2 separate regions of the Homo sapiens genome follow, and region 1 is linked to region 2. A link is an interaction called in ENCODE POLR2A ChIA-PET data of the cell type or tissue named here. Cell type or tissue: Panc1. All regions are shown on one strand. Each heading gives the region's core, and the rest is flanking DNA. Links, peaks and the distances in the headings are about the cores only. Region 1 holds the start of PTPRS-AS1 (PTPRS antisense RNA 1). Region 2 overlaps KDM4B (lysine demethylase 4B).

What was found. Peaks named below come from ENCODE experiments on the same cell type or tissue, not always from the same donor. Only the 100,000 strongest peaks of a DNase experiment are listed, where the experiment ranks them.
Region 1: POLR2A ChIA-PET joins it to region 2 with 13 read pairs; 4 of 35 experiments call an interaction of 5 or more read pairs at or near these places.

The regions. Positions count from the first base shown.
Region 1 is chr19:5,167,370-5,179,445 of GRCh38, reverse strand. It overlaps PTPRS-AS1 (PTPRS antisense RNA 1), which reads right to left and starts at 1,700. Exons shown (of 1, transcript NR_186338.1): 1 at 982-1,700. RefSeq lists enhancers at 2,529-2,578, 2,589-2,678, 5,583-6,782 and a silencer at 5,310-5,501. In Panc1, for the core only: no CTCF peak of the experiment used is centred there; a DNase peak (open chromatin) is centred at 6,125.
Region 2 is chr19:5,112,152-5,124,227 of GRCh38, reverse strand. It overlaps KDM4B (lysine demethylase 4B), which reads right to left. Exons shown (of 23, transcript NM_015015.3): 11 at 4,376-4,575. Among named protein-coding and RNA genes, the nearest start is that of PTPRS-AS1, 60 kb to the left of the region's middle. RefSeq lists enhancers at 2,245-2,785, 8,151-9,105, 9,106-10,061. In Panc1, for the core only: no CTCF peak of the experiment used is centred there; no DNase peak of the experiment used is centred there.

The DNA.
Region 1 (12,076 bases), core at 1,371-9,370, 55 kb before region 2:
TGACCAGCACAGCTGATGTTCACTGCGCCGAGGGCTCCAGGTGGGCCGGGCCCAGGCCGACACCGGTTCCTCCTCAAACCCCCTCTGACAAGCTCGGCATCCTAACCTTCGCTTGGGCTGAGCCTTCTGCTGACAGCCCTTCCCTGCCCTGTCCTGTAAAGCTCTTTAAAGTTTCCTCCCAGTCCACACAGGCTGCTTAAATCTCAGTCTGGGAGTAGGTTTTCAGTTAAGTGTGGAAAGATGCCTGAAATCCTTTGAGGCTTCATGGAGAAAGATGTCTCTTCCTTTTAGAGACCAGGTCTCACTCTGTTGCTCAGGCTGGAGTGCAGTGGCATAATCGCAGCCGTCCTTAGCACCTAGGGCACCCAGAGAGATGGGCATCAGGAGGCATGGAAGGCTTCCTGGAGGAAGCAACATCCAAGCTGAATGCAGGAGGAGAGGGCGGGGTTGCCTGTAGTCCCAGCTGCTCAGGAAGCTGAGGTGGGAGGATTGCTTGAGCCTTGGAGGTCCAGGCCACAGTGAGCTATGATCATGTCACTGCACTCCAGCCTGGGCAACAGAGCAAGACTCCATCTCAAAGAAAATTGCATAAATGAAAGAATGAGCAAAAGCTTGAATATTATTAAAAATTGTTTTAACGTAGAAACATTTTTAGTCTATGGGCCATACAAAATCAGGCAGTGGACTGAATGTGGCCCAGGGACCAGAGTTTGCTAACCCTTGTTCTATTTTGTTAAAGTGTTGGTAACTGAAGTGTTTATATGTACAAAAGCCATCGAATTGTATGCTTGCAGTTAGAGCACTGTCTTGTTTTGTTTTGTTTTTTGAGGTGGAGTCTAGCTCTGTCGTCCAGGCCGGAGTGCAGTGGTGCCATCTTATCTCAGCTCACTGCCACCTCCGCCTCCCAGGTTCAAGAGATTCTTAAGCTTCATCCTCCTGAGTAGCTGGGATTACAGGCACCTGCCACCATGCCTGCCTAAGTTTTGTATTTTTAGTAGAGAGGGGGTTTTGCCACGTTGGCCAGGTTGGTCTGGAATTCTTGACCTCAGGGGATCCACCTGCCTTGGCCTCCCAAAATGCTGGGATTACAGGCATGAGCCACAGAGCCTAGCCTGATTTTTTTTTTTAATGACGGTGATGATGATGACGACGATAGATCTGTGATATAAGCTCGGCCCGTCTGTTCCCTGGAACAGCATCTGAGCATTCTGACTCACAAATTGCATGGATGCTTGGGCTACCATTGCGGGAGAATCAGCAGGAAAGGAGAGGACAAGCAGCCCCCCATAGCCGCACCTTGAAGCCTCACCACCACCACCCCCGCCCCGGCAAGAACAGTGGACACAGGAGACCTTTCCACAGAAATGCCCAGACACACAGCAAACGCTTTTTAATCCAACAGCCGCAATGGCAGAGGAGATATTAGTTTCCTGTAAGATTCGACTCAATTAATTAGTTCCCAAATATCAGCCTATCCAGGCAAGCAAAGGAAAACAGAGATAAGTCCCAGCCCAGCCTTGCTTCATCTTTTAAAGGCAATTAACTCTTAGTTATTAGCTTTTAATTAGGGAGTAATAATGGCCTCGTTAATACGTTTTATTATACTTGTCACCAGGCAGCTGTTCCAAACAGAACCTATTATCAGATGGTGATGGCCCCGGTGTCAACCGCACTGATGCCGAGGCCGGGGCTCAGAGGCTGCCCTGTGCTCCTTCTCCAGGGGGGCAGGGCTGGACCATGAGCCCCACCTGATGCTATCATTGTGACCCTTTTCAAGTGATCCCCAGGCCCTCTAGGGTCTCTTGATTTCCACTCCTGTCCCCTGTGATAAACCGAAGGTCCTGTCTGGGTCATCCTGCTGCCCTACCATGGCTGTTTCAGACACACCAGCTGCCACTAATGACCCTGACGGCTTCCCTCACCTATGCTGGGTCTGGTCTCCCCTCTGTCCTATGATTAGGTACAAGGACAGCCACTGCCACTCTTTTCTTTTCTTTTCTTTCTCTCTCTTTCTTTCTCTTTCTCTTTTTCTTTCTTTCTTTCTTCTTTCCTTTCTTTCTTTCTTTCTTTCCTCTCTATTTCTTTTCTTTTTTGTTTTCAGGGTCTCATTTTGTCACCCAGGCTGGAGTGCCATGGTGCAATCTCAGCTCACTGCAGCCTCGACTTCCTGAGCTAAAGAGATCCTCTCGCCTCAGCTGCACAAGTAGCTGAGACTACAGACCCATGCCATACACCCAGCTAATTTTTTTTTCTTTTTTTTGAGACAGAGTCTGGCTCTTGTTGCCTAGGCTGGAGTGCAGTGGCCTGATCTCAGCTCACTGCAACCTCTGCCTCCCAGGCTCAAGCAATTCTCCTGCTTCAGCCTCCTGAGTAGCTGGTATTACAGGCATGTGTCACAACGCCTGACTAATTTGTGCACTTTTAGTACAGACGGGGTTTCCCCATGTTGGCCAGGCTGGTCTTGAAATCCTGACCTCGGGTGATCCGCCCGCCTCGGCCTCCCAAAGTGCTGAGCCACCACGCCCGGCTGTTTTTGTTTTGTTTTGTTTTGTTTTGTTCTTGTTTGTTTGTTTTGTATTTTTGGTAGAGATGGGGTTTCATTATGTTGTCCAGGCTGGTCTCAAACTCCTGGACTCAGGCGATCCAGGTGCTGGGATTACAAGCCTCCCAAAGTGCTGGGATTACAAGAGTGAGCCACCACATCTGGCCGATTGCCACTTTCTTTCTTTTTTTGAGACAGAGTCTTGCTCTGTCGCCCAGGCTGGAGGGCAATTGTGCAATCTCAGCTCACTGCAATGTCTGCCTCCCAGGTTCAAGCGATTCTCCTGCCTCAGCCTCCTGAGTAGCTAGGATTACAGGCATGCACCACCACCACCACCACGCCCAGCTAATTTTTTGTATTTTTAGTGGAGATGGGGTTTCATGGTGTTAGCTAGAATGGTCTCGATCTCCTAACCTCGTGATCTGCCTGCCTCAGCCTCCCAAAGTATTGGGATTACAGGCGTGAGCCACCACACCCGGCCCAATTGCCCCTTTCTTTAGCAAAGTTCCCATGCTGGAAATCACCTTACCATAGGTGTCCCTGGTAGGAGAAAGTTCCATGAGACTGAGTGAAATTGGAGGGTAAAATATCACAAGATACCCACAAAGAGCTGTGTGCATGAATGAGTTCACAGTTGCTCCAACTGCAATTGCCAAATGTCCATCAACTGGTAAATGTATAAACACACTGTGGCCCATCAATACAATGGAATACTACACAGCAATGAAAAAGGACTGCACTTTAGAAACATGGCTGTTGTTGGCCGGGCGTGGTGGCTCATGCCGGTAATCCCAGCACTTTGGGAGGCCGAGGCGGGCGGATCACAAGGTCAAGAGATCGGGACGATCCTGGCTAACAAGGTGAAACCCCGTCTCTACCCAAAATACAAAAATTAGCAGGGCGTGGTGGTGGGTGCCTGTAGTCCCAGCTACTTAGGAGGCTGAGGCAGGAGAATGGTGTGAACCCAGGAGGCAGAGCCTGCAGTGAGCCGAGATTGCACCACTGCACTCCAGCCTGGGCAACAGAGTGAGACTCCGTCTCAAAAAAAAAAAAAAAAAAGAAAGAAACATGGCTGTTTTGGGGTGAATCTGAAATGCATTGCACCAAGGGAAAGAAGCCAGACACAAATGGTGACATTCTGCACAATTCCATTTATATGAAGTGCTAAACATGTAATTCTCACTGATAGTTGGAGAAAACAGATCCGTAGTTGCCACTGAGTGTGGAGGGTTGACAAGGGAATATTCTGGAGGGAGTGAAGTGCCCTATATCTTGTTTTGGTTATGCGAGCGTATGCATTTGTCAAACTTATTGAACCATACAACTGAAGATATGTTTATTGACTGATATGTAAATAAGGTCTCAATAAACATTTAAAAAAATATTAGATGGGCCAGGCACGGTGGCTCACGCCAGTAATCCCAGCACTTTGGGAGGCTGAGGTTGGTGGATCACCTGAGATCAGGAGTTTGAGACCAGCCTGGCCAACATGGTGAAACCCCATCTCTACTAAAAATACAAAAATTAGCCAGGCGTGGTGGCAGGCACCTATAATCCCAGCTACTCTGGAGGCTGAGACAGGAGAATCGCTTGAATCCAGGAGGCAGAGGCTGCAGTGAGCCAAGATCGAGCTACTGCACTCTAACCTGGGCAAGACAGAGTGAGACTCTGTCTCAAAAAACAAAAACAAAAATTAGATGGGCTGGGCACAGTGGCTCATGCCTGTAATCCCAGCACTTGGGGAGGCTGAGGTGGGAGGATCGCTTGAGGTCAGGAATTCAAGACCAGCCTGGCCAACATGGTGAAATCCCTTGTCTACTAAAAACACAAAAATTAGCCAGGTGTGGTAGCACACACCTGTAATCTCAGCTACTCAGGAGGCTGAGGCACAAGAATCACTTGAACCTGGGAGACAGAGGCTGCAGTGAGCCAAGATCGTGCCACTGCACTCCAGCCTGGGTGACAGAGGGAGAAAGAAAAGAAAAGAAAAGAGGGACGGAAGGAGGGAAGGAAGGAAGGAAGGAAGGACCTGTGGCTGCCACATAGTAAGTCCTCAATTGTCAATTGCTAACTTAGCCTGTAATAATAGCTGCAGGCCAGGCCCTGGCCTGCCCTCTGGGGGTGTCTCCCAACACCCCCAGGGTTGAACATCTAATGACCACCAGGTAAAGATGGAAGAAGTGCCGGGCACAGTGGCTCATGCCTGTAATCCCAGCACTTTGGGAGGCCAAGGCGGGTGGATCGCCTGAGGTCAGGAGTTTGAGACCAGCCTGGCCAACATGGTGAAACTCCATCTGTACTAAAAATACAAAACTTAACTGGGTATGGTGGTGGGTGCCTGTAGTCCCAGCTACTTGGGAGGCTGAGGCAGGAGAATCACTTGAACCCGGGAAGCGGAGGTAGTAGTGAGCCGAGATCGCGCCACTGTACTCCAGCTTGGGCGACAAGAGTGCGATTCCGTCTCAAACAAAACAAAAAAACTTTGTTTTGGGGGCCACAGAGTAACTTGGGGAGGGTGGGTGGGGTCAGTCCAGAAAGGCGACCAGCTTGGGGAGCAACCAGAAAGGGCCCTTGCTACCCAAACACAGTTTGCTCGGGAACCACAAATCCCACACTGCTTTATTCAGCAAAGACCGCCCACATTTATCTTCTCATCTTCCAGTGAAGAAAACGACAGACATTACAGCAGCTCCATCACCCTCATCAGCTGTAGGACAAGCTGGACCGTGGTGACGAGACTTTGCTCTTTTCCCTTGGAAGGATGTTGGCATTCCTGGAAAAAGGTGCTTATACGTGTTTTGTTTGTTTGTTTGTTTTTTAGACGGAGTCTCGCCCAGGCTGGAGTGCAGTGGCTCAATCTCGGCTCACTGCAAGCTCCGCCTCCTGGATTCACGCCATTCTCCTGCCTCAGCCTCCCGAGTGGCTGGGACTACAGGTGCCCGCCACCACGCCCGGCTAATTTTTTGTATTTTTAGTAGAGACGGGGTTTTACCGTGTTAGCCAGGATGGTCTCGATCTCCTGACCTCGTGATCCGCCCGCCTCAGCCTCCCAAAGTGCTGGGATTACAGGCGTGAGCCACCGCTCCTGGCCTGTTTTTGTCTTTTTTTTTTCTTTTGAGATGGAGTCTCGCTCTGTTGCCCAGGTTGGAGTGCACTGGGGCAATCTTTGCTCACTGCAACCCACACCTCCCAGGTTCAAGCAATTCTCGTGCCTCGGCCTCCTGAGTAGGTGGGATTGCAGGCACGCGCCATCACACCCGGCTAATTTTTATATTTTTAGTACAGATGGGGTTTCACCATGTTGGGTCTCAAACTCCTGACCTGGTCAGGCTGGTCTCAAACTCCTGACCTCAAGTGATCCACCTCCCTTGGCCTCCCAGAGTGCTGGGATTACAAGCCTGAGCCACCATACCCAGCCCTCACAAGCATTTTTGAAACATGAGTTTTGAGATGATATTTCTTTGTGACATCAATAACACCACCCACACCCACAGCGGTTATTTCAGGCTTGTGTCGTGGGGAGGTTTTCAGTTACTAGCACAGCCTGGGGCCATCCCTTTGGAGCTGACAGTCTTAACTCTGAGGACAAACTGGGGTTTCTGGAAAAGAATGAAGCTTTTGCACAAATGGCTCAGTCACCAAGGGTGTGACCTTTCGCTGATTCATCATGATTTTCTTTTCCTGTTGGAGACAGAAATGGATGATTCACTGTGGAGTATATTTAAAAATTCGATCTAAATGCTTCCGATAAGATTATTTGCAGGATTTAGAAAATTTTTATTTTATTTATTTTAAGACAGGATCTTGCTCTGTCACCCAGGCTGGAGTGCAGTGGTGTGATCATAGCTCACTGCAGCCTTGAACTCCTGGGCTCAAGCGATCCTCCCGCCTCAGCCTCCCAAGTAGCTGGGACTCAGGCATGCACCATCACGCTCAGCTAATTAAAAAAAATTTAGTACAGACAGTCTTGCTATGCTGCCCAGGCTGACCTCAACCTCCTGACTTCAAGTGATCCTCCCTCCTCAGCTCTGTGAAGTATTGGGGTTACAGGTGTGAGCCCCATCACTCTCTTTTTTTTTGGAGACGGAGTCTCACTCTGTCATCCAGGCTGGAGTGCAGTGGCGTGATCTTGGCTCATTGCAACCTCCACCTCCTGGGTTCAAGCTATTCTCCTGCCTCAGCCTCCCAAGTAGCTGGGACTACAGGCGCCCGCCACCACATCCGGCTAATTTTTTGTATTTTTAGTAGAGACGGGGTTTCACCATGTTAGCCAGGATGGTCTCATCTCCTGTCCTTGTGATCTGCCCTCTTCAGCCTCCCAAAGTGCTGGGATTACAGGCGTGAGCCACCGCACTCGGCTTTCTTTCTCTCTTTTTTTTTTTTTTTTTTTTTTGATACGGAGTCTCACTCTTGTTGCCCAGGCTGGAGTGCAGTGGTGCAGTGGTGCAATCTGGGCTCACTGCAACATCTGCCTCCCAGGTTCAAGCGATTCTCCTGCCTCAGCCTCCCAAGTAGCTGGGATTACAGGCATGTGCCACCACACCCGGCTAATTTTGTATTTTTAGTAGAGACAGGGTTTTACTATGTTGGTCAGGCTGGTTTTGAACCCCTGACCTCAGGCGATCTGCCCACTTTGGCGTCCCAAAGTGCTGGGATTACAGGCATGTGCCACGACATGAGGCCTTTTTTTTTTTTTTTTTTTAAAGACAGGGTCTCATTCTTTCGCCCAGGCTGGAGTGCAGTGGTGTGATCGTAGCTCACTGCAGCCTCAAACTCCTGGGCTCAAGTGATCCTCTTATCTCAGCCTCCTGAGTAGCTGAGACTACAGGTGCCCACCACCACGCCCAGCTCACTTTTTGATTTTTTGGTAGAGACGAAGTCTTACTCTGTTGCCCAGGCTGGTCTTAAACTCTTGGCCTCAAGTGATCCTCCCGCCTCAGCTTCCTCAACCGTTGGAATGCCAGGCATGAGCCAGCACACCTGACCTGGTTTTTCTCATTTATCAACATCAAACGTAAGAGAAGAAAAAGCTGGGTGTGACCCCTGACCCAGATCTCAGCAACTGACGCTGAGCTAGATGGATGTAGAAACGCAAAAGATTAAACATCAAATCAACCCTCTCACTGACGGGAAATGGCCATCGTGGAATTTAAAAAATAGTATGTTTCAAGACAGTTCTGACAAAAGGCTTTTAATCCAATGAGAGTATACTCAACCTCGCTCGTTCTAAGAGGAATGAATGTTTAAGCCATAATCAGATATCACTTTTGATTTATCAAACAGATCACAAAAACGTGGTAACAGCTTACATCTGGGTAGATAGCGGGAAGTGCACACCCTCCTTTACCACACATCGGGGGTGCACAAGGCATTTGGGGTGACCTGGCTGCAGGATTAGAAGTAAAATTACAGGCCAGGCACTGTGGCTTGTGCTGTAATCCCAGTGCTTTGAGAGGCTGAGGTGAGAGGATTGCTTGAGCCCAGGAGTTCAAGACCAGCCTGGGCAACATAGTGAGACCCCCCATCTGTACAAAAAATTTAAAAATTAGCTGGGTGTGGTGGCTCTGCCTGTAGTCTCAATTACTTGGGAGGGTGAGGTGGGAGGATTGCTTGAGCCCAGAAGGTTGAGGCTGCAGGAACTCCTGATCACGCTACTGCTCTCCAGCCTGAGCAACAAAGTGAGACTCTCAGAAAAAAAAATAAATAAACAAAATAAAATTACAGATACTTCCATTTGGCAATCTCCCCTTTTGTTTCTTCAGGAAATTGTTCTAGAGAAACACGCAGATGCTAACATGCACAGAGAAGCCGGCTTTGCTGTGGCTCACCCATAACTGGGAGCCACTGGGAACAAGTCAGTTCCCAGTTAGAGGTCTAACTCTGTCTCCCAGGCTGGAGTGCAGTGGTGCGATCTCAGCTCACTACAACCTCCACCTCCTGGATTCCAGCGATTCTCCAGCCTCAGCCTCCCAAGTAACTGAGATTACAGGCGCCCACCACCACGCCTGGCTAATTTTTGTATTTTTAGTAGAGATGGGGTTTCACCATGTTGGCCAGGCTGGTCTCGAACTCCTGACCTCAGGTGATCCACCTGCCTCAACCTCCCAAAGTGCTGGGATTACAGGCGTGAGCCACCGTGGCCCAGCCTTCTCAGCTTCTTTTACATCTCCTTTTGTTTGCTTTCTCTTCTTCTCCTCTGCCTCCACCCTGCACCAGCCCAGTCCTCTCTGCACTGGTCCACCTGTTCCCGTCCTCACTGCCCCACCGCCACCAACCCACAGCCTGTCCTCCCTGCAGCAGCCAGTAGAGGGCGCCTGTGAGCACCTGAGTCAGGTCCTGTCCCTCCTCTGCCCACAGCCCTCCATGGCTCCCACCTTCCTCAGGGTCACAGCCTAAGGTCCACAAGGCCTTGCATGACATGTTCATCACCTTGCTGCCCTCCCCTCCTTCCTCTCTTCCCCTGGCTCACTCTGCTGCAGCCACAGGGCCCTCCTCACTGTTCCTCCAGCACACCAGGCACAGTCCTGCCCCAGGACCTTTGCATGGGCTGTGCACTCTGCCTGGAGCTCTCGTCCTCCAAATATACACTTGACTCACTCTCTCCCTTCAGGTCTCTGCTCAAATGTCACCTTCTCAGTGGGACCCTGAACAACCTATATATTTAGCTTAGTGCAAAAGTCATTGTGTGCTGCAATGACTTTTGCACCAACCTAATACAGTTGTTCCCATCACCGTTAGTTTTCTTCTTTCTTCTTTTTCCTTCTTTTTCTTCTTTCCTCCTCCTCCTTTCTCTCCTCCTCCTTCTTCTTCCTTCTTCTTTTATCGCATAGCATGTACAACCTTCTAACCTGCTCCCCAATTTGGTTATTTATCTCATCCGTCTCCCCGAGGGGCTGTGAGCTGCTGTGGGCAGGGATTTTTCTTTTTTTTCCCCATATTTGCCCAGTGTGGCCCAAGCTCCTGGGATAACACCAGGAAAGTGAAGGTGTTTTCTGAGTGACTGAATGTAAACTCCTTTCTCTTTGCTATGGTCTGAATGGGTCCCCCCAAAGTCATGTGTTGGAAACTGATTCTCCAATGCAACAGTGTTGGGAGATGGGGCCTTTGGGGGAGGTGTTTAGGATTCGTGCCATTATAAAAGGTTTCCTGGAGATTTTGACTCCTTTCCCATCCTGCCTTCTGACATGTGAGAAGGTGGCATTCAAGACATCATTCTGGAAGCTGAGAGCAGCCTTCACCAGAGGCTGGAGCCTTGATCTTGGACTTTCCAGCCTCCAGAACCACGAGAAATAAATCTATGATCTTTGTAAATTACCCAGTCCATGATATTCTCTTGTAGTGGCACAAAGGGACTAAGCCATTACTTCTCCCTCTTACGTGTAATGTGACTCATCTGTAAGGAAGATCTGTCCCTTCTCCCTCCATTTAGGTATTTATTCAATTACTTATAGCAGTTTGGATATTTATTTTATTCTCTAGGTGATAATCCCACACTGTCACTAATTTTATTGTTCAAATTGTTTCAGCTTCAGCCACTGGGAGCTGCTTCGGTTGGGTCTGGTGTCCTTTCTATATATCTATACCCTTTTTTGAGCATTTCCTTATTTTCTGGGAACACAAGATGCTTCAGGTTTATCTTGTGTTTTCTGTTTTTCTTTCTCTCTCTCTCTCTCTCTTTTTTTTTTTTTTTTTTGTTGTTGAGATGGAGTCTTGCTGTATTGCTCAGGCTAGAGTGTAGTGGCATGATCTCGGCTCACCTCCTGGGTTCATGTGATTCTCCTGCCTCAGCCTCCCGAGTAGCTTGGATTACAGGTGCCCACCACCACGCCCAGCTAATTTTTGTATTTTTAGTAGAGATGGGTTTTTGCGATGTTGGCCAGGCTGGTTTCGAACTCCTGACCTCAGGTGATCTGCCCACCTCAGCCTCCCACAGTGCTGGCATTACAGGCATGAGTCACCGAGCCCAGACCCCCATCGAATCATTCATGTAGGCTGGGTATGGCCAACTTTGGGAGGCCAAGGCGGGAGGATCGCTTGAGCCCAGGACTTTAAGACCAGCCTGGGCGACAAAGTGAGACCCCTATCTCTACAAAAAAAATAAAAAATTAGCTGGGCACAGCGGTATGTGCCTGTACCTTGTCTTGTGTTTTCTCTGTCCCAGTCATAAAATCAGTGATTCCTCCCCTGGTTCCTTTTATTGGAGAATGGTATTTAGATCGGGGTGCTAGTATGCTCACTGCTATTGGGGTATCAGATTAGCCATGTGTACACACATCTTTATTTATTTCTTCTTAACATTTTTCTTTTTGTAGGGATGGGGCTGTGCTATGTTGTCCAGGCTGGTCTTGAACTCCTAGCCTCAAGCGATTCTCCCCAAGCCACCCTGGTCTCCCAAATAGCTGGGATTACAAGTTTGAGCCCTTTCACCTGTATTCATAATATAAATATATATACTTACATATTTATTTCTGCATCTATATGTACTGACTATATATTTCTATAACATCTGTCTATATATATATATTAGAAAATCATGGATTGATACTGACACTTTTTTTTTTTTTTTTTGAGACGGAGTCTCGCTATGTCACCCAGGCTGGAGTGCAGTGGCGCAATCTCGGCTCACTGCAAGCTCTGCCTCCTGGGTTCATGCCATTTTCCTGCCTCAGCCTCCCGAGTAGCTGGGACTACAGGCGCCCACAACCACGCCCAGCTAATTTTTTTTTTGTTTTTAGTAGAGACAGGGTTTCACTGTGTTAGCCAGGATGGTCTCGATCTCCTGACGTCATGATCCACCCACCTTGGCCTCCCAAAGTGCTGGGATTACAGGCATGAGCCACTGCGCCCAGCCTATACTGACACTTCTGATTCCAACCAGCACAATGTTCATTCTAGCCGCTTCCTTTACCCTTGACGTAACTTTTTTCGCTGACAGAGAGAAACCTAGCTCATCTACAATTAATTCACTCATTTGCTCAATTGCAATATTCACATATAGTAGGTACAGATGGCTAAGCCATGAGAACTAGATTTTTGAACTAGAGTATAGTGTTGGTGTATAGGTATTTTCATTTTTAGCCTAACAGTATCCAGTGGAAACATTGTTTCCCAAATTTACTGAGATCAACTCCATTCTTCCCCTGGCTCTTCAGTGTGGTTGATTTTCATTTGTGGTGCAGCTGAGTTTATATTTTACTATTTGTTTTCCATTTGGAGTACACATCATATCCTTGATTTTAATCAGTTATCTTTTAAAGTGTGTATAACATGACTATGATTTTTCAGTCAGAGCTATACCAAATGGTTCTCAGAGAGTGGGCACTCCCTCTTCATTCCTGCTACTCTTTTTCCCATACCACTTCCAGCCTCTTTTTTTTTTTTCTTTTCCTTTTTTGCAACAGAGTCTCCCTCTGTTACCCAGGCTGGAGTGCAGTGGCGCGATCTCGGCTCACTGCAAGCTCCGCCTCCCGGGTTCACGCCATTCTCCTGCCTCAGCCTCCCGAGTAGCTGGGACTACAGGCGCCCGCCACCACG
Region 2 (12,076 bases), core at 1,320-9,319:
GCTCAGGGTCACATGGGCAGTTAACGGGTGGGCTTGGGTGGGCCCGGGTCCCCAGACCCAAGCCTGGATCTTTCTCTGCCTGCTTGTTTTCCCATAACTCACCCATCTCCTGTGAGACCACACACAGCCCCCAGCACGTTCTGACTCGTGAGAAGGGCAGCTTCACAAGGTCCAAGCTCAAGGTGGCCCACGCAGCCCCCCACCCCCAGGGACCCCAGCCCAAGCCCAGCCCACCCCTGCCAGCCCATCCTGTGGGGAGAATGGTCACGGCTCAGCCACCTCCCTGTCCCACGCCAGTCCCTCCAGCGACATCCCACAGTCCCCCTTGGAATAGAACCTGAACTGCGCCCATCCCCCACTCCCCTGCCGACCTCGCCTGGGGCTCACCGTCTCCAGAATCAAACACAGACTCCTGCTCAGAAAACAGGAGGCCTGGCTACCGCAGCCAGCCCAGGAACTTATCCTCTACCAGCACGACCCATGCTCAGGCGCCCAGCTTGCCTGCTGGAGTCTGCATTATTTCTGAGGATTTCCCAAACCCCAGAGGACCTGCAGTGTAGACACAGGCCCTGCAGGATGACAACACAAATGGGCACCTGTGCCTGCTCCTGCCCTGCAGGAAGCCCCTCGCCTGCTGCAGAGCTGAGTCCCTGTGCTGTTGAATGGTGCTGCAGTCCTAGCCCCCGGACCTGGGGTGCCACCTTGTTTGGGAAGGGCGTCACTGCAGACGGAATGAGTTATGATGAGACCCTTGGGGCGGGCCAGGCCCAGCGTGGCCAGTGTCCTTAGGAAGGGGGGAATCTGGACAGACACACTCCGGGAGAACACGGGAACACAAAGGTGCTGCCTCCAAGCCCAGGAAAGGGGCCTGGGAGAGGTCCTCCTGGGTCCTCGGAATGGGCCAGCCCGGCTGACACCTGGACCGTGACCTTCCCGCTTCCACAGGTGTGAGATTGTACATTTCAGCCATTTCAGCCGCCCCATCTGTGGACTTTAAACAAACGGAGCACAGCATATGAGAAGCCCCGTGCCACGCGAGGTCGTGTCCGAGAGCCACAGGGCGTGGAGCAGTGGCCTCCAGCGCTCATGCCTCCAGGGCAGACGAGGGTGACAGGAGGCGCTGGTTCCCCGTCCCTCTCCATCGATGGAGGTTGGTTAGTTTGCCTGTCCCTGCATCTGCACAGTCCTAGTGCCCCACCAGCAGGGGGTCTCTCCAGGAAACGTGCCCTGAGGGCAGCTCTGGGTGTGCAGTTTGCAAATGCTCCACTTCTCTGGATAAGGCCAGGTCCATCTCCAATGCAGCCGGACTCACGCAGGTCCCAGGCAACAGGGGACTGGGCTGCCCGCTGCACCGGCTTCCAGGGCTGGGCACGGTGGGTGTTTCCACCTCTGGTGGTCCGAGGAGCACACAGCAGCGTGTCTGCAGCGCTTCCCAGAGCAGGCTGGGCTCATTAGCCTAAGGGATCTCCTCTTCTGGTGCCCTCTTCCTTGGGGGGCTGAGCCCCTCCTGGTCCTCAGGCATTCTTATCTGCTCTTGGTCGGTGACGGGTGGCGAGTGTCTTCCCTACTTATCGGCTTGTCTTCTCACTTTCTTAAAGGTTCATCCTTTGATAAACAGCAGTGGATTTGAGAGTCACTGAATTTGTTCATCTTTATTTTTCTAGTTTGTGCTTTTTAATAAACAATCACTTAGCCTTGGGTTATATACTTTCCTGCTTTGTGTTTCCAGTTTGCCAGTTCTCTTTTGACAGAAATGCCTAAGCATGTGGCAGGCAGAGGAATGACCCCAAAGGCATCTGCATCCTTATCCCTGGAGCCTGGGAATCTGTCCCCTCCCGTGGCAGAAGGAATATTCAGGTGGGACTCAGTGAAGGACCCTGACATGGGAGAGCATCTGGGAGACCTGGGAACCCAGGGTCCTCACCGGGTAGAAGGTAGGAGGGTAAGAGTCAGAGAGAGACCGGAAGAGGCTGCACTGTGGCTGTGAAGGAGGAGGAAGGGGCTCTGAGCCAAGAGATGTGGGCGCCTCTAGACACTGAGACAGGCAGGAAACAGGTTCTCCCCTGGAGCCCCCCAGGAGGAAGCAGCCCTGCCCACAGCTTGATTTTAGCCCAGTGAGGCCTGTCAGACTGGTGGCCTCCAGAGCTGTGAGACAAGGAGCGTGTGTTGTTTTACGCCACCAAGGTCATGGTCCTTCATTTCAGCGGCCCCAGGGCACTCACAGAGGCCGCAGCGTGGACAGGGGGAGGGAGGGGACTGAGGTCTCACACCAAGTCCACTGCTCCGGGATTCCTATTCCTAGACCTTTTGCCATCTTTGCTTGGGTCCTGCAAGCTCTGTGGCAAGCCCTGCCTTCTGGAAGGGTGGCCCCAGCCTCTTGACAGGCCTTGGGCTTTCATCCGCCTGCATTTAAATCAGCAAACCCTGCTGGGATCCCAAATGGAGCTGCACTGAACCTGCAGAGAATGTGGGGGAAGCCGTTAGTTGTCCGCTTAAGAGCTCTCCTAACACCTGGTAGGTCCTTCTGTTTATTTAGGAATTCTTTCTTATTTCCAAAAAAAGTCTCTTAATTTTCTCCATAAAGATCATTTTTTTGGTTAGGTTTATTCTAAGATCCATTATTTCTGGTTGCTAGCACCATAAGGGGCATCTTTGGGAGCCATGTTTGCTGCGAGCGGCTCGCAGATGAGGGGCGAGATTGGGTTTCTGTGCCTGTCGCTCATCTCTGGCAGCTCCGCTCGATCCCCGAGTCACCAGGCGGCTGCCTGTAGACTTGCTTGCTGCTTCTCAGTAGAGAATTGTCGCTACATAATAACAGTGCCACGACAGCTGTGCTTTTCTCTTCTACCCACGATGCCTTTTCTGTCCTCGTCTTGCCTCTCTAGGCCGGCAGACCCTCCTGAGGCGTGCTGAACAGACGCAGGGCCCACGTACCCCACCGAGTAAGTGGTCCGTCAGGGGCAAACTCACCCCCGGCCTCTGCTCTTTCCCCCAGGGATGCTCACTTTTCTTGCCTCAGGCCCACAGGCACTGGCAAACTGTGACCCTCAATATCTGCCCCATGTATATGGGGAGGGCAGGGGCGTGCCTGCCTCCTGGAGTACTGCGAGGGCCACGACCCCATCGTCACAGATCAGGCACCCCACGGCTGCCCCTGGCAGGTGGGAGGGACCTCACATCTGCTGAATGGCACCACAGCTGGGCCTCTTGCCATGTTCCAAGGACAATATTCACCTTGGGCACCAGCGCGTCCTGGAGACCTGACACCTCAGAGGCAGACCAGGTCATGTTGGGCTCATACAGAGGGAAACTGAGGACTAGGACCCTCCGGCGAATGTGGCCCCCATGACCTGGGCCTCAGGCACTGTGGCTGGGGGCAGCCCTTGGTGGGAGGCAGGCTGGCCAGCACACCCCACAAACCTGCTCCCTGCATGGCACCTGGAAAGGGTGGGAGAGGGAAGGGCTCCCAGCGGGGAGCCCTAGCTGGGAACAGCCACTTTGCACAGACTCCCAAGCAGCTAAAGCTCTAAACTGAGAAGATAAAACCCAGTCACCAGAAACAAAATGCTGTCAACCCTGGAATAGGAACCTTTACACACTCACAGGTGGGAGTTCCACAGCCAAAACCTCCCCCTGGGGAAGGTAATGTTTCTGAGACTGCCTCCCGGCCCCCCGCACCCCGTTCACAACTGCTGGTTCACACTCCTGTGGGAAGGCGGCTGCCCCCTGTCTTGCCAGCCCCGGGAGAGTGGGGAGGCCCGAGGGCAGGTGGGAGACCTGCTGACGGGGGCCCCAGCTCACAGTCAGGACCAGCCCTCTGCCCACAAGTGGCTGTGGCTGCTGCAGGCACGTTCCAGCATCTGGGCCATATACAGCATCCTGGTCTTTTATTATTATTATTATTTTTGTGATACTGGGTCTTGCTCTGTTGCCCAGGTTGGAGTGCAGAGGTGCAAACACGGCTCACTACGGCCTCAACCTCCCACCTCAGCTTCCCAAGTAGCTGGGACTATAGGTGCAAGCCACCAAGCCTGGTTAAATTTTTTTTATATCATAAGTAGAGACAGGGTCTCAAACTCCTGGACTCAAGTGATCCTGCCACCTTGGCCTCCCAAAGTGCTAGGATTACAGGTGGGAGCCACTGCGCCTGGCCTCTCGTAACTGCTCTTCTCAATTCTGGGGACGGAGGCACTTTTCTTACGGCCTCCACCTTACGATGTCTATTTTCACGAAATGCCCCACCCTGGCAAGAAAGCCACTGAATCAGATTCTTACAAAACGGGGACTCTGGCTGTAGCAGGCACTGGTTCCTTCTAGGAGATGCCCACGGGGGTGGGAAAACAGCGGTGCCAGGCCTGGCCCGGCAGGGACTGACCTTCTGCGCCCTCGGCCTCCCGGCCGTGTGGCAGTGGCTGCGGCTCCTCCTCCTCCTCCTCGGGGTCAACCTCCGGCCCAGCCTCCTCCTTCACGCTGCCCCCAGCCTCCTCTAGGAGCGCTGCCCCAGCCGTACCCTCCCCAGGGAACTTGGGGTCTTCGGGCTTCGGCTTCTTGGGCTGGCTCCGTTTCCGGTGAGACCTGGAGAGGGAGGTTTATCAGGCAGGAGGGGAGACCAGGGAGGGAAGAGCCCTAGGTCTGTGCACTCTGTCCGGCAGCACGCAGCCCCCGCCCACCCCCAGAAGAGCGCTCCATGAGCAGGGGGCCTCCTGGCTGGAGGCCGGGGGTAAAGGGAACCCTGGGTGGGGTTCTGCTCTTGCGGGGCAGGAGCCGTGTTGGGAGGAGAGACCAAAGGGAGACGGGGCAATGGACACGGCGGGGACGGTGTCAAGCGGGGGACGCTGATGACAGCTGGAGATGGGAAGCCGACTGACACCAGGTGGGATGACGGGCGGGACGGGGCGGCAGGAGCCGCGTGTGCCACGGGACAGAGACACAGGGAGTGTGAGCTCCGAGGGAAACAGCAGCTCATGGAAAATGCCTAGACGACAAACGGAACGAAAAAGACACTTACGACAGCCCCGGCCTTTTGGTCTGCTCTTTCTTCCTTTCTAGACTTGGTTTCCTCTCCTCCTCAGTCTTTCTCCAGTGTCTGTTTTCTTTCAGACTAATTTGTCTAGAATGTAAATTTCACGGGTTTTTTCTCTAGGACTTCTGCTCAACTCCCCAGGACGCCTGGTCCTGGCCACCTGGCTCTGTCCCCAACTCCCTGGGTCCTCTCTCTGCAGCCCATGAGGTGCATGGGAGCCCCAGCTCACACTCCGCTGCTCTGACCTGTGCCCACACCCCAGGGCCTGCCAGGGCCTCCTCTGCGCCCTGAGCCCAGGATCTGCTCACGGGGCAGGCGTGGGCCAAGAGGAGGCGCATCCTGCATGCCCAACCTGGACACCCACAATCCTGGGGTACATCGGGGAGGTCCCGGTCCCTGCACACCAGCCCCAAGTAAGGGATTCAACCTGAGGCTTACAGGCTTGGCTGAGCTGAGACTTCTTAGAAATGAGAGAGAGGGGCTGAAAAAGGGAGGAAAAGTGACAGCCAGGTGACCCTGCAGCTGAGCGGCCAGGGCCTCACACCAGGTTCCCCCAGGGACCTCCAGGGTCTTTCCAGGAAGGAAGCAAAAGCTTTTTGGAGATGCGGAGGGGGTGGTTCCCAGGGGGCTCAGGCAGAAGCCGGGAGTGCAGAGAAGCCGAGGCCTGGCTGGTCACTAGTGCCTCCCCTGGGCATGTGATATCTGCACCTCCTCCAGGCCCACCCCCTGCAGCTGCCCTAAGCCCTGGCCTGGCCAGGGGCCTCTCTAGGCCATGAGCTCGAGGCCGCACAGCCCGGCTCCCCAGTGGCCTTTCTCCCCTTCCCCAGTTGAGATCCAGCCACGTCAAGCCTGCCAGCAGTCAGGCAGAGCTGGGAGCGCCAGTGTTTCCGGGACAATCACCAATGCCGGCTGCGGCTTCCGGGTGCTTCCCGTGTCCCCTGTCCCCATGGGCTCAGACTCGGACACCTCAATCCCACGGGGGTCCCTGTGGCAGCTGCCCCTCCAAGGACCAAGTGGTCACCAAGGTGGGGCAGGCTCATCTGACAGGGGTGGGGTGGGCCCGCTGCCGGGGCTTCTGTTACCAGGACCTCCTCACCTCTGCCTGAGCCAGGCTGTCACATGGGCCAGCAGCAGCCCATGCTCCCTCGGGACACTTGGACCTGACCCCTGCCCACCGCTGCTCCCAGCCACTCTGCCCGCCCTGTGCTCCATGCTGGCTTCTGGGGCGCCTCCTCCAGGAAGCCTTCCTAGAACACTAGTCACTGCCGGCCCTCCTTGCTCCTCAGCTGCCTAACTCGCTAGAATCAGTGCTCCCCGATGTCTGCAGCATGGCCCACCACAATGACTCAAGGCAGAAAGCGGGTGGACCAGAGGCATGGCATCACACAGCATGGTGCACACAAGGTCGCTGCGGGGTGGCCGGGCAGGGGTGGGAGGCAGGCAGGGGCGGGCGTGGGGCCAGAGTCACTAACACAGGGAGCAGGAGGTGGATGGGGGACACGGGAGTGGCCCCTGCCCTCCAGAGAACGTTCTCCACAACAGCAGCCCAAGGACGGCTCTGGGAAGGCAGCCTCAGGCTCCACTAGGGGGCTAGGCAAATGCTGGGTGCCTGCCCCAGATGGAGACAGCAGGCTCAGGAGGAGGAAGCTTCAGACCGGCGCTGGGGTGCAACTGGCTCTTGTCACCACTGTCATCCCAAGGTGGGCTGCCCTCCTGGTCTGGGAATGCCCCAGGGCTGTAGGGCCGGGATCCCACAGTGGACCCGCCCTGGTCCCAGACAGCACCAGCAGAAGGGCGCCCTCCCATGCCGCTCACCTGGCCTCAGCTGCCCCCAGCTCCACAGCCCCTTCTCCCACCCACTGCAGTCCCTCCCTCCACCCCCACCCTGAAAACTCACCCTAGAGGTCGCTTCCGACCATGGCCCTCCCCTGCTGCAGCCTTCCAGGGGCACCCCCACGGCCTTCAAGCCTTACTGTGTCTGCCCCAGAGGGCCCCAGAACTGTCCTGGTGCCCAACCAGAGCTCTGGGGCCTCATCCTTGCAGCCCAGCCCTTTCCTACCTGCAGTAGTGCCAGGCTGAGACCCCTGGGTCCCACACTACATGGAACTGGGTAGGGCTCAATGCACAGACACAGCAAGGGCGGCACAGACACAGCAAGGGGGGCACAGCCCACGGCAGAGGGGCAGCCATCACTTGGGGCATCTGTGGGGTCCTAAGAGCACGCCTCTTCCTGACCCTGACATCTTCATCCCCCTTCGCGTGTTTCTGCACCCAATGCTTGTTTCTGGGTCTGGCTCCCGGCACAGGTGTTGAGGGTGTGGCCATCCTTGCTCGCCTCCATGACCGTCCCCTTCTCTCCCTGCACCTGCCACCGTCTTCCATTGCAGCCAAATTCCACGTTTACGCTTTTATGCCCCATAAACATTGTGCATCCATGAGCCACAGAGCAACTCGGGCCGCATTCCCTGCCCCCACCCTGGGGTCTGGAACTGGCCTCCTGCTTTGGACGCCTAGCTTCCTTGGTATCTCTGAGCTCCCTGCCATTGCTCTTAAACTCCTGCTGTGGTCTCCTATGCAGGGTGTCCCCTTCTCTCCATGACACCCCTGGGGGTCTTGGTTCCTTCTCCCATGATCTTGAGACTCCCCTTGACTCTCCTGGGTTAGATCTTGTTTCCTCAACCCCATGGCTTTCTCGATTTACATCCTTGTTTAGCTGGAGCACATCCTGCAGCAGCTTCCTGAGAAAGGAGGTGGAATACGAGACTCTGTGTGTCTAAAAAGATCCTTATTCCCCTCACACATTTCTTGACAATTTGGCTAGGTAAAAGATTTGGGGAGAATTATTCCTCTTCTGACTTTTGAAGGCCTTTTTCCTTTGTCTTTTAGCTTGTGGCATTATGACTGTAAATCCAATGCTAACAGAGTCTCCTATTCTTTATAATTTTTTTTTTTTTTTTTTTTTTTTTTTTAGAGATGTGGTCTTGCTATGTTGCCCAGGCTGACCTCGAACTCTGGGCCTCAAGTGATCCTCCTGCCTTGGCCTCCCATAGTGCTGGGATCACAGGCATGAGCTACCATGCCCAGCCCCAGTCTGGTGAGCTGTTTATGTGATCTGTTTGCTCTGGAAGCTTTCAGGGCCTTTGTTTAATCCAGGAATTGTGAAATTTCACAGCGATGCATTGTGGTTTGGGTAATTTCCATTCTTGGGCGGACTTTCTGGTGGACTTTTTAACCTGGAAATGCAAAGCCTTTGGGTCCCGGGACACTTTTCTTTTTCTGAAACTCCTATCAGGGGCTAGATTTCCTAGACTACGCCTCTGACTTCCTGATCCTTCCTATCTTCCAGCTCTGTCTGTCAGTGCTGTGGGAGGGGATTCTTCAAGGGCCTCCCAATCCACTGTGGGCTTGTCTCTTCTCTAGATGGTAACATCCGAGAGCCACTCGTTCCTGGAATGTTTCTTCTTCACAGCAATGGCTCTTTTTCCATAATGCAAAGTCCCGGCCCACTCCAGGGCCCTGCACTCACTGCATCCTCTTTCCTCGGAGCTCTGCCCTTCTTTGCTGTGCAGGCCCTGCCTTTGTCATGGGAGCGCAGCCTCCAATGTGTCGGGTCCCCTGGCCGTTGATCCCTCTGTGCACGGTGCCAAGCCGTGTGTGAGCTGGGCCTGGTGAAGGCAGTGGCAGGGGCTGCTGAGGGCAGGAGCCTGTGACTTTAGGAGAGCCCCAGTATCAGCATATGTGGCTTTGCTCCACTGGGCCCCTTTGTTCTCTGGCAGAGGACCCCCACCCCCTCTATTGTCTCTCCTGGCCTTGGGGGTTGGGGGGATGTGAGGCTGGCAGCTGGGCCCCACTGCTGACCCCAGGAAGGCGCCTCCCTTCTGCCCAGAGCCACCCACTGTCTTCTGCTGGTTGCCCCCACATCCCCCCAGCACCCCCAGGGGCTGCCCATGTTTGCCCGCTGTGTCTTTCTGAGGCCCCGTGGTACATTCCCCCTGCAGCCCTCCAGGAGCTGCCCATGTCTGCCCACTGTGTCTTTCTGTGGCCCCATGGTGCAGCCCAGCTGCTCCCTGCTGGCTGTCCTCCTGGTTGCCGGCCCATGGGGTCTCCTGCCCACCCTTCCCTGCTTTTCAAAGCCTGGAGACGTGCTCAGCTGCCACTGCCCCCTCTCCCGTTCTCTGCACTTCACTCTCTGGTGTTTCAGTGGCGTTTCAGGAGAGAGTGGAGATAAATAAGCACTTAGCCTGCCAGGCTTAACTGGACGCCGCTGGGCTCATTCCTATGAGCCAAATGTCGGGACATAGTCCAGATAACTGCACTAATATTTCCAAGGTGGAAGCAGGTGTCCTTTGCAGCTTGTATGGCAGGAGGCGGGGTGGACGGCCTCTGGCCCTGTCACCCAGTAACACAGGGCACCTGCAGCACCCAGAGTGGGACCATCAGCATTCAGTGCCGCGCTGGCTCAGGGCTTCTCACAAGGTGGGGAGGACTGGGAGGCTGGCCCCAGGCTGAGCCCTCAGAGCCGCCCACCCCCGACCCAAAGTGGCCCAGTGCTCCCCACCCCCAAGACTAGACCCTGTGCTGAGGAATTTCACCTTTGAGAAAATGAAGGGCAGCTCTAGGAAAGAGACAGGAGACAGCAAGTGAGTCCCTGAGGCTGCGCACTCCCTGCAGGGGCTGGCAGGTCCCTGTGCTCGTGAGGTTCTGTCCCTGAGGGCTGAGGTCCCTGTTGGTGGGGAGGGCTCAGGAATGCAGCTGGGGTGTGGCAGCCGTGGCAGCCCTGGCAGGAGTCGGGGCCAGAGGCGTGGCGGTGTCCTGCACTGGCGCAGGGGCGACAGGCCAAGGCAGAGCAGGAGGGGACAGGCAGCACCGAGCTCGGAGGGGTAGGGGAGACGAGGCCTGGGCCCAGCCGGGCTCACAGAGCAGCAGTGGGCCAGGGAGGCTGTGGTGAGGCGGGTGCACAGATGTCCTGCAGGGAGCGCGTACCTGCTGGAGCACGTGCACATGGCGCTTCTCGCGTGGAAAGAGTTTGCATGGAGGAGCGTCGCGTGGGTGCCAGAGAGCACTGTGAGGGCTCCGGCTCAGGCAGGGCACCAGAACGCACAGCGCCACCGGGAGTGGGGAGGCTGAGGGCACCCGCCAGGAGCCAGGCTGCAGTTTTAGGCGACCCATCCATCAGGGGGAAGAATACAAACAGCCCCCAACGCTCGCTCAACGAGATTTAGTTCTGGAAGAGACCCATGTAAGGTGGCGAGCAGGGAGTAGGCCGTGTCCTCTGAGCTCAGGCAGCTGTGCCGAACCATCCGCACCCCATGGGGCACCTGGTAAACACATGAGGGCCATCCCACAGCCACGCCGAGGGCAGGGAAGGCTGGACTGCACGGGGGTGAGGGCATGGCGCCCACCCTGATGCCATCCCTTGGTCTAGGGCAGGGGTTCCCACGCGGGGGACTGGGCGATGTCTAGGGACATCTGTGGTTGTCACGACTTGGGGCACTCCTGGCATGGAGTGGGTGGAGGCCAGGGATACTGCTCATTACCCTGCAGGGCCCAGGATGCTCCCCCAACCAGAGAAGGATCCCGCCTGTGTCCACAAGCCCCTTGTCTGGGAGACAGAGCCAGTCCACTGTGTCTCCCGATCCAGCCTGAGCCACAGATGCTCAGACAGGGCTGCCCTGGCCCCAAGATATGCCCTCAGGGAGGGAGCCTGGCTCAGGGGAAAAGGCAGGCCACGTGGAGAGGGCACTGCTCAGGGGGGAACCGACCACCTCCCTGGTGGAGGGAGGGGCAGCTTGGGCTTTGGAACGTGAGTCACCCATCTGCCTCTCCAGAGAAAAGCACCCCCAATGACTTTAAAAAAAAAAAAAAAAAGTGAATCAGCCTTGTTTTACATACTGAAGGCTTTCAAGAAAATTATATCCTTGGGAAGCTGACTTCATTTGTTATTCAGGCTTGCTGCTGGGTGAAGGCAGCCCCCAGGATGGCGGCGCGGGAGAGGGCGGGAGGGGGCTCCTGGGAGGAGCAGGTCGTGACTAGAAGTGAGGGGGTGGCCGGGGCAGGGAGGCCAGGCCAGGCCACGCAAGGGCTGGTTCTGGGGGGTCCACTTCCTGCGTGCAAAGAAGGTTCCAAGCAGCGGTGAGCGCAGCGGCTTCCGCATCTCCTCCTGGCAGGCAATTTAGACGGCCTCTAGTCCCATTCCACTCCTGGAACGTGGTGCCGGTTTATTGGCAATCCACTCTGTTGACCAATTAGCCTGAGCCACAATCAATTAACCATTATGCAAATAGCACGTCTGGCTGGGCCTGGGAGCTGGGGTGCACGAGCTCTGTGCTGCGGGGGCCGCCTGGAGTAGCCTCACCAGGAGGCAGCTCTTCATGAGGAGCACACAGGAGGCAGGAAATCAAAAGGACAGAACAAGAGCAGAAGAGACAGATTCACCTTGGCAGGGCTGTCAGGAGGGGCTGTGAAAACACTCGGGGCAGAGGGAACATTCTCCGAGAGAGGCCGCGAGGTGGGGAAGACAGAGGAGGCCGAGACAGATGCCCAGACCGCCCAGGAGTCCCAGACTCACAGACAGATGGACGTGTTGAAAAAGAAGGCGCCCATTTAGAGGAGAAGGTTCTGGACCAGAAGTGACTTTTCAGAAACCAGTTCCAAGGCCTGTTTCTGCAGAGCGTGGTGGGGGGCCAAGGCTGAGCCGCCCCCAACCTTGGTGCTCAGTGGCTGGGTCTCGAGTGGGCACCATCCATCGCCAGCTGGGACAAGATCAAGGCAGCAGAGACTGGATGGCTGCAGAGGGAAGGTCACTGCTCAAAGGGAAGGGGGAGGCTGCCCCCACACCAAGGCCACCACTGTTGGCTCAAAGACCAGACCTGCCAGCAGCCTGTCTGGGTACGACCCACAAGCTAGGAACAGTGTTTACATGTTTTTTTGTTTGTTTGTTTGTTTTCCTGGAGAGACAAGGTCTTGCTCTGTCATTCAGGCTGGAGTGCAGTGGTACAATCTCGGCTCACTGCAGCCTTGACCTCCTGGGCTTAAGTGATCTTCCTGCCTCAG